Regions from separate parts of the Homo sapiens genome. Here region 1 is linked to region 2. The links are chromatin contacts, found by Hi-C or POLR2A ChIA-PET in ENCODE. All regions are on one chromosome and are shown on one strand. Each heading gives the region's core, a stretch centred on a gene start or an enhancer-like site at or near the end of the contact. The rest is flanking DNA. Distances are from core to core; before and after follow the strand shown. Region 1 overlaps ZBTB20 (zinc finger and BTB domain containing 20). Region 2 overlaps ZBTB20 (zinc finger and BTB domain containing 20).

Region 1 (5,060 bases), core at 1,742-4,241, 190 kb before region 2:
CCATTGGTTCTCACCTCTAGTATAATTCAGAATCACATTTGGAGCTTTCAATGAAGATGCCTGGATATTACTTCTGGAAGTCCTGATTATAGGTTATGGAAAGGCCCTAGCACTTGTATTTTCAACAGGCAGCCTATTCCAGAACATTTGCCCCTCCTAAAGCTGTGGTTATTTACTAGAATTAATAGTCCTGTGTGAGTAGCATGTACTGGATTGATAGGTAGAGTTGTCTCTCCCTGCACCAGGTGCTCATGGATCTTTACTCCAGTTCATTCTTAAGTGTCATGGCTCGGATTTTCTCCACATCTCTGCCTAAATTTTCAGCCTTTCTCTGTTTTATAACTTGGAACTACCTTGGCCTTTTAAGGCTTCCTTCATTTTCTTTCTATTTGTGGTCTCTTGCACAATTACCTATGGTCAATTGTGGGTGTAGGGGTGAGTAAGAACCATGAGAGGGGTGGTGTCTCTTACAAAGAACTGTGAGAATGAGAAGAACTATGAAACTGTTCTGCTGCAGGCCTAAATAATATAACTAATTAATACTATGGAGGCTGAATTGAAAGCAAAATATAGGACTTAAAGAGAAATTGGTATTTTTTCTAAGCAGGAACCTAAGATTAAAACCACAGATTTAATAAGATTTTTTATTTGTTTAATTGGTAGGGTATCTTTTATAACTACATAGTCCCAAATACTTAAGATTTTAGAATGCAACACATACATCTATAAAAACAGGAGAAGGAAGACTTCTAGAGACAAAAGAGTGCCTACAGAGGGTCACTTTTAGGCCTTTAGAGAAGGAAGGTTGGTATAGATGAATATTTTAAGTAATATTTTACTATGAAATAAATGTGCTTTTATTATGGAAAAGTTCAAATAAACAAAAATTATTTATAATTTCTCTACCCAGAAACAAGCACTTCTAGTGTTTTCTGGTCTTTTTGCACTTTGTGTGTACACAACTATCACTTCTTAAACAATATTTAAGTTAACAATATTTAACTTAGCAATATTTACTTAAACAATATATTTTCCTGTACATATATTGTTGGTTATATGCCTTTTCACTTAACAGTATTCCAAAAACATTTCTTCATGTAATTAAGTGGTATCTAAAATATGATTTCTTAAACTGCATAGTATTTAAGTCTAGGAATGTACTGTCATTTATTTAATCAACTCTCTATTGTCAGACAAGGTTACCAGTCTTTCACAATTATAAATAATGCCATGGTAAACATTCTTGCTTCTAAATCTTTGTGTAGATCTTTGAGTAATTCCTTTAGATACATTCCTAGAGGTGAGATTTCTGGGTCAACAGTCTTCATATATTTTTTAAATTTTTGATGCATATTGCTAAGATGCCCTCCAGAGCATTTTGCCAGTTTTATTTTTTCGGTGGTAACATCTTAAAGTTTTCTTCCAAAAGTGATTTGATTCAAAGCCATGCTGTTGCTTTTCTCTGAGTCCTTTCTGGTCCACCAGTTATAGCAGACTTAATTTAACTCTTACCTTAAGGTTAACACTTAGAGTAACCAAAACATTTTTGTAGTCATTTATGCTGCAAATGAGACAGTTTACAGAATATAAATTGACAGTGAGATTAGATTGCGTTTCTTTCTTATGCATGTTCTGTACAAGCATTCTGCTTATCCTGGATAACAAACAAATAACAAAAAGAAAGAAAAAACCTTACCTCTCTTGCTTGTCCTAACTGAACACTCACAATGCATTAGGCATTGAACTGAACGTGGAGGAGATATGATTCCTGCTTTCTGAGACTTTGCAATTCCAAGTACCATGATTGATAAGGTACAATATAAATAGTGGGCTTCTAGGACAATGCCCTGTGGTTAAAAGTAATTAAGTTATATGGTGCCAGCAGACTACAGGATACTTGTGATCCACATATGCAGGTGGATTGTGTGCATCAGTCATGATATCTGTGGAATCTGAGAGACGGGAAAGGCATACCTGTTTTAACTCCAGAATAATATAGAGAACTCAAATTCCTGCCCAGGCAAATAGGGATAAGTTGTAGACTGCAAATAGAAGATGGATTGTGGGGAGGAAAAAAAAATCTACTAGTTCCCGCTTCTTCCACTGTGTCCCCTCCAGGGGACACTCATAGGTCAGGGTCCTTCATGTGGTAGCTTTGAGTTCCCGACATTTTCAAAACTGTTCTAGGGAAAGGGTCGGGCATGTATATGAAGACTATTTTCTTGTGAGCACAATGGGAGAATATTTGAAACTGGGACTCTTGTGAAAAATCAGAAAGGTTGCCAGTGTACCTGGGCCTTCCTATTGTCTTGAAGTACTGTGGTGGACTTTGTCATGCTTAAAGGAGGTGTGATTGGGGGTAGGGAATTGCTTGACTGAGAATTAAAGAGTGAGAGCTCCTGTCCAGTTGCTTAAACTGAAAAGGATTTCTGACACATATTTGGTTAGCAAAAATGACTGTGAGTTAGTGGGACAATTGTAGCACTGATGTAAAAATTCCAAATAGTCCTTCCGAATAGATATACACACATTTAGAAAATGCATTATAAATGACATATAGCAAAAATGTAAACAAGCCATTTAATAACATTTTAATGCTTGATTCTGATCTCTTAATTAAAATGTGCATAAAAGAAAACAATGGTGGAACATCTGTGTGTGTTATTGGGATAGCAGGATTTATGCTGCACCCTGGGCTTTTTGTTCGCTTTTCAGTGTGTGTGAATGTGGGTGGGTTTCCTCTTTGAGCCACAGTTACCCATTTGACCCCCACAGGGTCTATATTCCCACCCACCTTCTCTTGGCTGTAGTTGCACCCCCTTTTTTTCCCCTCTTACTTAAAATACTGTATGGTTTGTTCTTTGCTTAAATTAAACTACTCTCGTCATTTGATCTGAAAGCCACTCTTCACCCCACCCCTCTAACCTGAAACCGTGACCTAACCCTGACTCACCCTTGTTATCTCAGCAGATGTACACAGCATTACCTAATGTTTTGGCCTCAGTGAATAATCTCAAAGAGCTTTGGGGAAAGTGTGGCCTTTTGTATCTGTGACCTTGCAGCAGTTATTCCTTAGCTGGACACTGTGGGATTTAGATGTTAAAAACAGACTTTCTACTAACCCCTGCTGGTGATTTCTTTATTATTATTACTGATTTGGAGGATGTATCTCTGAACCCCATTTTGCCCAACTGTTAAATGAGAGTGCCAGCAATCACAAAAAGTCAAGGGTTATTAAGTGCTTTAAAATCGTCCACTGAAAATGTTACACTGTGATATGCTTTTATTTCCACTTTTACATGGAACACATGTGATCACCAAAAAGTTTGTCTTTGATTAAAAAAGCATAAAAAGTACCTCACATCTTCTGTTACTCCCAGCAGATTTATGTATCATTAATACAAGAGAAAGTCACACACAAATAGACTTCTTAAATATACAATAATTAATATTTAATGCCCCCTTTTATGAGGGGGTCTTTGTGCTGGGATGTCTCTAATCTTCACAACGTTCCTGCAAAATAGGTGGTTTTATTCTTTATTCCACAGGTGATGAAAATGAGGTTTCAGAATCATTTAAGTGATGTGCCTACAGCTTTATTGTTAATAAATGGAAAACCTGGGATTCAAACTCAAGTCTGTCTCTCTCTCTCTCTCTCTTTCTCTACATCATATTCTTCCTATAATATCATGACCTATATGGGAGTATGGTAGCTCCCATTTCCTATAGACCGTGGCTAGATGGTGTTATGAAAGAGTTAAGTAAAATGTGCCATTTGTGACAAATGTCTGAAAGTTGTTTTTATAACTAGGATTTAATTCACAAATGAAGAGTAATTATCAATATGGCACAGATGAAGAGCTGCATGTATGGATCAGTATAATTTCTGTTCTTTGGCTTATGGATGCAGTATGCCCCAGGGAGTTTCACAAATCCACATGACATCTCCCAGTGCTGGGTTCTGGGTTAGCTGGCCAAAGTGTAAAATTCCTCCGTGTTCGGATGGCTCACAACTGGTTACTATCTGAAGAGATTTGTATAAAACTACCTACCATACGTAGACTTAGTTTCTTTTCTGAATTTGTCTCTAACACTTGAGTGGGGAAAAAAATACCAAATTTTGATACTGGGTTTGTTGTTTTTAATGGGTGTTTGTTTTTGGAAGTGTTGTGCCAAGAGAGGAAGAAGAAGTGGGTGTGGGTCTTTCTTCCTTTTGCTATTTTCCCTTTGCCTTCTTGTGGTCTTATTTCCAATCTGATTCTATATTATCAGTTTGCCATAATCCTTTGCAAAAGACATAAAATGTTCATAGACTGGAAGTTATTAAGGCTTTAAATCACATCACACTATCATTGGAGTAATTTTGGGGGGGAATTTTGCATATTTCAGTTCTCTAGTATAGGGCATGTGCTGCATACTAGGGATGTAACTTATACCTGCTCTACTTCCCTTTATTTTTTTTCCTCAGGCTGAGAGAACCTTTAAACTTGTTATGTGTTCTGAAACAGATCAAATATTAGATTTCTAAGACTATCAGGCTGTGGTGGTGAGGGAAGGGTTAGTATTATATACAAATATGTATTAGGGAAGGCATCATAGTTAAGTGAGAAAAACATGGGTCTTGAGTATTATGGGAGCTCAGCCCTTTTCCTTACTAGCTGTGTAGCTTTGAGTGAGTTATTTAATTCACTAAACTAAGATTTTGAATAATAATACCTACTATATAGAGATATTTTACAGATTAAATGGTATAGTACATATAGAATATTTAGAACAGTGCCTGACCCTGAGTGAATGTTGTTTGTTTACATTTCACACAGCAAGAAAAGGGAAAAATGGGAAAGAGTGGCAATTAGAAAATAATGATATTGGGTTTGAAAAAATTGTTTTCATCCTTTCAATTCAGCATAGTAGTAGAAAGAGCATTTGTCTAGCAGGCAGAGACTTGGGTAAAACTTCCAGCTCTGCCTCCAGAAAGCTGTAAAATCTTTGCTGTTCACCTTAGTATCTCAGACTCCTCATTGCGAAAATGAGAGAGTTAGAATTCATTATCTTGATTT
Region 2 (4,930 bases), core at 605-3,104:
ATAAAAGAGTTAGATAAGAATGAAACTTAAACATAGAGGACCTGGATTGTAAATTTTCCTTTGTAGGGTATAGACGTAAAATTTCTCATTTTCAGAGTGACTATAAAAACATTCAGTGTGTCTACTGGTGACCTTGGCAAAATCATTTGAAAGGTGTTCCCAGATCAGACCCTAACTCTCATTCTTTTAACATTCTGACTGACAGTTGAAATAGTTTGAGGTCCCAAATTTTTTTGTCTAGTAATCTCACCCTTCCTGAAAGTAATTTTTCTTATTTTATGCAAAAATTGCTATATTAAGACATAGAAAAATATATGTGTGTTTTTAACAGGTAAAGGTGTAAAGAAAACTAGGCTTTTAAAATTTGTAAGTTTAATAAATTAATATTAGTTCAAAACCCAATTAACTGTAAATATTGCTTTCTATTCAAAAAAGGCCTCCTTTGGTTATTAGGATTGCACATCTATATGCACGGGTGATTATTTGAAGGTGAGATAAAAGCAACCATGATTCTTCCTAGGTATGGAACTTTGGCAGATGGGTGAATGGTAATACTATTAATATTTACTCACATAGGGAACATAGGAGGAAGAGAAAGTTTGAAGGAAAAGATGAGTTCAGCTTTGACATGTTGAATTTAGGATGCTTTTGGAATATCTAATTGTAATTGTCTAGTAATTCATTTGATATAAAGGGTTAGAGGTCAAGAGATAAGTAATGGCTCAAGATACAGATTTGAAAGGTATTTAAAAACAGGGAGATATGAATGTCCAGTAGGCAATGGACATATTAGTCTGAAATATGTTTAATAAAGCATTACAAGATACAGACCTGAATATCAAGGAACTTACAAACACTTATGTGATATTTTCCTAGACTGATTTTCTCTTAAATCCACTCCCACTCATCCCTCAAACCAACACACATCCTATCCCCAGCTTTCATTTAAAATGCCTACGATTTACCCTTTACATTGCAGGTATACCTTGATTTCTGTAGTAATTGTATACCTCAAAATCTCATGCCGAACAAAATTATGTACATGAGATCACGTAGTCAGTTGACTCATTACTCTAAGAAACTATGGAATGAGTCAATTTGCATTGTTAATGACGTCCCCCTATTTATCACCCCCTTTAAGTGTTTTTGTCTGATTTTTGTGTGGGGGGTACATCATATTCAACTGATATAATGTCAAATTATTGAGATATTTAAAGAGACTCCTGTTAAACAGTGAGAGAGAAGTCATCTTTATTCTTTCTATTTCCATCTTTATTCTTTTTTTCTTTTTCTTTTTCATAGGGAAGGAAGCAGAGGTACTCAGAATTTAAATAATTCCCCAAAGGTCAGCCTACATTTAAAGTTAAATGTAACTTTAAATTTTATTGCTCTCTGAGATTCTTTTTTTTTTCTAGCATTGAATCATTTTTAAATGTTTTCTTGCCATTTCCCTTTTGTCACCCCTATAACCTCAGTAGGTTTACTTGTTTACCTTTTTATTCTAGAATATCTTGTGTCTGTTCTGTCTGACAATACTTGAAATTTTCCTGACAGGCAGCCATTGAGTGAACAGTTTATGTAGTTTTATAGCAGTAGTTGTAATCTCTGCTGTCCCAGTTTTCTAGAATGTATGGTTGTTTGGGACTTCTCTGTGCTCTGCCCCTTTATTGGCAGTCTCACTTTCTTTCTCGTGTCTTACCTTTATCTCTCCAGAAAAGCTTCTGCAAAATGTATCTTTCCCACCAATCACAATGCTGCAGTCTTAGTGTATGCAGTCTCTATGGTAACTGGGAAACATGCCACAACACCAAGATTACTAGAGCAACCATCAGAGTGGGGAAATCAGCGCATGCCCTCCTCTGGCACGACAGAAGTTTCCCCATTGAAACTGGAATCAGATACCTGTATTTTAATATGCAGGGCAAGGAGGGTGGCAGAGGAAATGCTATAAGCCCAGTCTCTCTAAAGGCACATTACTGGGGTTTGATGGAATTCTTGAAGTTGATCTTATTTATCATGAATAAAGCTAGAGTCATGTACTGATCCTGAGCAGACATGGATAAACTGGTTGAACTTGAGGAGATTTTTTTTTCCTGCAGATACATGACTAGTTTGTAAACAAGAGAATTTTACTAAATTAGTATATATGCTTAGGTAAGCTCAGGGAAATTACCAATGTACTGTAAAAATTATTTACTTGCATTGTAGAGACAGACTTTTTCAGATGATTTCCCTAGCAATTGCATTGTTGACCCAGGGAGGACAAAAGGCAAAATTGGCTCTCTCTGAGCCTGCCTTAGAGTGGGGGCAGTTCTATTAGGTCTTGAAGGGAATGAGGATGAAGCAATGAGGCTTTTCTGGGGTGCTTCCTTTAGGACTGAACTTCATTCCAAATATGCAGAGGATCTGACTCCCAGGTACAGCCCAATAGAAACAAAGGGCATAAATCAGAGTTTCATAACTTTGGCCCTATTAACCTTTGGGGCCAGATAAATCTCTGTGGAACAGGGCTGTCCTGTGCACTGTAAGATGTTTAGCAGCGTCCCTGGCATCTACCCTCTAAATGCCAGTAGGAACTTCTCTAACTGTGACAACAAAAAATACAGATATCCCCTGACTGGGGGCAAAAATTAGCCCCAGGTTGAGAACCACTGGCCTAAAGCAAGATGCAGCTTGGGTAAGAAAAGAGAGTTGGAGAATCCCTTAAAGGGCCCAGAATATTCACTAGTTGATCATTCAGCAGGTATTTATTGAGCCCCTGTTATCTTTCAGGCACTCTTCTACTTACCAGGGATACCACTGTGAAGAGTCATGATCTTGTGGAGCTTACCTTCTAGTACATGCATGCCACATGTTCCTAACTAGCAGGTTCCCCTTCCCTCCACACAGCATAACAGCAAATGCTTCAAGCCAACTGAGGGCCAAGAAAAGAAAAACACAAGTTCATATTTGAAGATTCTTTTTTCAGTTTATGAACCTCAAAACGGCTTTGATTTAAAAATGAAACTTGGCAAGTGATTAGTTCATATGTTTTAGTTTATAATATGTTTTAATCATTTTGGGTGTTTTCAAAACAAATGGTGAGATTAGGGGTTTTTTTTCTCTTCTATTTTTGGCCCCTTTCCTCTGGAGAGTCCTTCTCTTGTGTTTAGTTCTTGGTGTTCTTAGTATATTTGAAGAATGCTTTTAAGTATTTGAAATGTGTGTACATGGTTGAAAGGGGATGAGGAAGAAGAAACCGAAAACTTCATGACCCTGCTCAAACCAATACCCATACCCCAGCCCTAAAGCAGTGTCCGGGCACCACATCTTCAAGGAAGGCCCCTTGGAAACCCCTCATGGGCCAGTCCTCTGACCCAGGTGATCTCCTAACCCCCTTTATGTATTCTTATGAGGATATATGATAAAGAACGGACTGTGAGATTTGTTGTTCAAATTTTTCCCCTTAGAATGTGAGCTCAGTGGGTAATAGTACCATGTTGGCTCTGTCCACAGTTCTACTATCTTCAGCATAGGGCCTGGTATACAGTAAGCGCTTAAAAAATACATGTCAAATGGCTGGGTGCAGTGGCTCACACCTGTAATCCTAGCACTTTGGGAGGCCGAGGCGGGTGGATCATGAGGTCAGGAATTCAAGACCAACCTGGCCAAGATGGTGAAATCCCATCTCTACTAAAAATACAAAAATTAGCCGGGCATGGTAGCAGGTGCCTGTAATCCCAGCTACTAGGGAGGCTGAGGCAGAGAATTGCTTGAACCCGGGAGGCAGAGGGTGCAGTGAGCCGAGATCGTGTCACAGCACTTCAGCCTGGGCAACAGAGAGAAATTTGGTCAAAAAAAAAAAAAAGAAATATGTGTTGATTGACTGACGAACTGACTAAGAAACCTAGCTTTTGGGATGTCCTTCCCAAACACTTTAAGCCTGCACACTGCCTGTGGTTTAACGTGCCTCTAGTATGAGACCTCATTGTCTTCCTTATTACTTTGTAAACTGTGAAGTAACATGTTCGCTATCTAGTTCCAAGCTTTGTTCAGTGATTTAGAGGATAAATGCCTATGACTCTCAGTGTCAGAAACAGAGTAAAATTACATATCTTATTTACTTATTTTCTTGTTTAATATATGTTCCCTCTACTGGAATTTAAACTATACAAGGTGGAGAACTTGATCTGCCAATAATGTTATCCTCTGTGCCTAGAACGATGTCTGACACATAGGAGATACTCAACAAATGTTTGCTGATAAAATAAATGATAGGCATTTCATCTATTAATATATTGATTGATAGATTGATTACTTATTAGTGAACAAAAAATGCAGTAACGTGATGAAGTTCTTAGTCATTCATTCAATATCCTAGAGCAGTTCCTAGCACATAGTAGGCACTCAGTAAGTACCTGATGAGTGAAAGAACTGATTCCAATATACTGAAGATTTTTTCTTTTACTGAGTATATCAGTTTTCTGGGGCTTTGTAACGAACTACCACAAACTGAGTGGCTTAAACAACAGAAATTTTTTGTCTCACAGTTATAGAAGCTAGATGTTCAAGATTAAAGTATCAACAGGGTCGGCTCCTTCTAAGGCTGTGAGTTCCGTGACTCCCACCCAGCTTCTGGTGGTTTCCTGGCAATCTTTGGTGTTCCTTGGCTTATAGAAGCATCAGCCCCAATCTCTGCCGTCATCGTCACATGATGTTCTCCCTGTGTGCATGTCTGTGTTTAAGTTTCTCTTTTTTATAAGTACACTAGTCATATTGGATTGCAGGCCCACTCTACAGCATGACCTCATCTTAATCACATCTTCAATGACCCTATTCACACATCTATTCATATTCTAAAGAATTGGGGGCCAGAATGTCAACATATGAATTTTAAGGGAACATAATCAACCCATAATACTAAAATAATAGAGATCTTCAGGTAGTAGCA

What was found. Hi-C counts contacts between places; a loop is a spot of excess contacts on that map. ChIA-PET counts read pairs that join two places held with the same protein, here RNA polymerase II (POLR2A). Pooled maps may share reads with other maps.
Region 1: a map of HepG2 shows a loop between it and region 2 (2.1-fold over the local background). The contact joins two enhancer-like sites. A Hi-C loop is called at or near these places in 4 of 168 maps with a recorded cell type or tissue (Calu3, HepG2, MCF 10A and 1 more) and 4 of 50 pooled maps. POLR2A ChIA-PET finds 5 or more read pairs at or near these places in 1 of 52 experiments (BJ).

Annotation. Positions count from the first base shown.
Region 1 is chr3:114,704,687-114,709,746 of GRCh38, reverse strand. The region is part of intron 5 of ZBTB20 (zinc finger and BTB domain containing 20); the gene reads left to right. Among named protein-coding and RNA genes, the nearest start is that of MIR4796, 36 kb to the left of the region's middle. Within about 2 kb of position 2,991, at least 5 of the 41 ENCODE cell types and tissues checked have a DNase peak (open chromatin) inside an H3K27ac peak, as active enhancers do.
Region 2 is chr3:114,516,500-114,521,429 of GRCh38, reverse strand. All of the region lies in intron 6 of ZBTB20 (zinc finger and BTB domain containing 20), which reads left to right. ZBTB20-AS5 (ZBTB20 antisense RNA 5) reads right to left here. Exons shown (of 3, transcript NR_121661.1): 2 at 2,831-2,914; 3 at 1,298-1,787. Among named protein-coding and RNA genes, the nearest start is that of ZBTB20-AS5, 65 kb to the right of the region's middle. Within about 2 kb of position 1,854, at least 3 of the 41 ENCODE cell types and tissues checked have a DNase peak (open chromatin) inside an H3K27ac peak, as active enhancers do.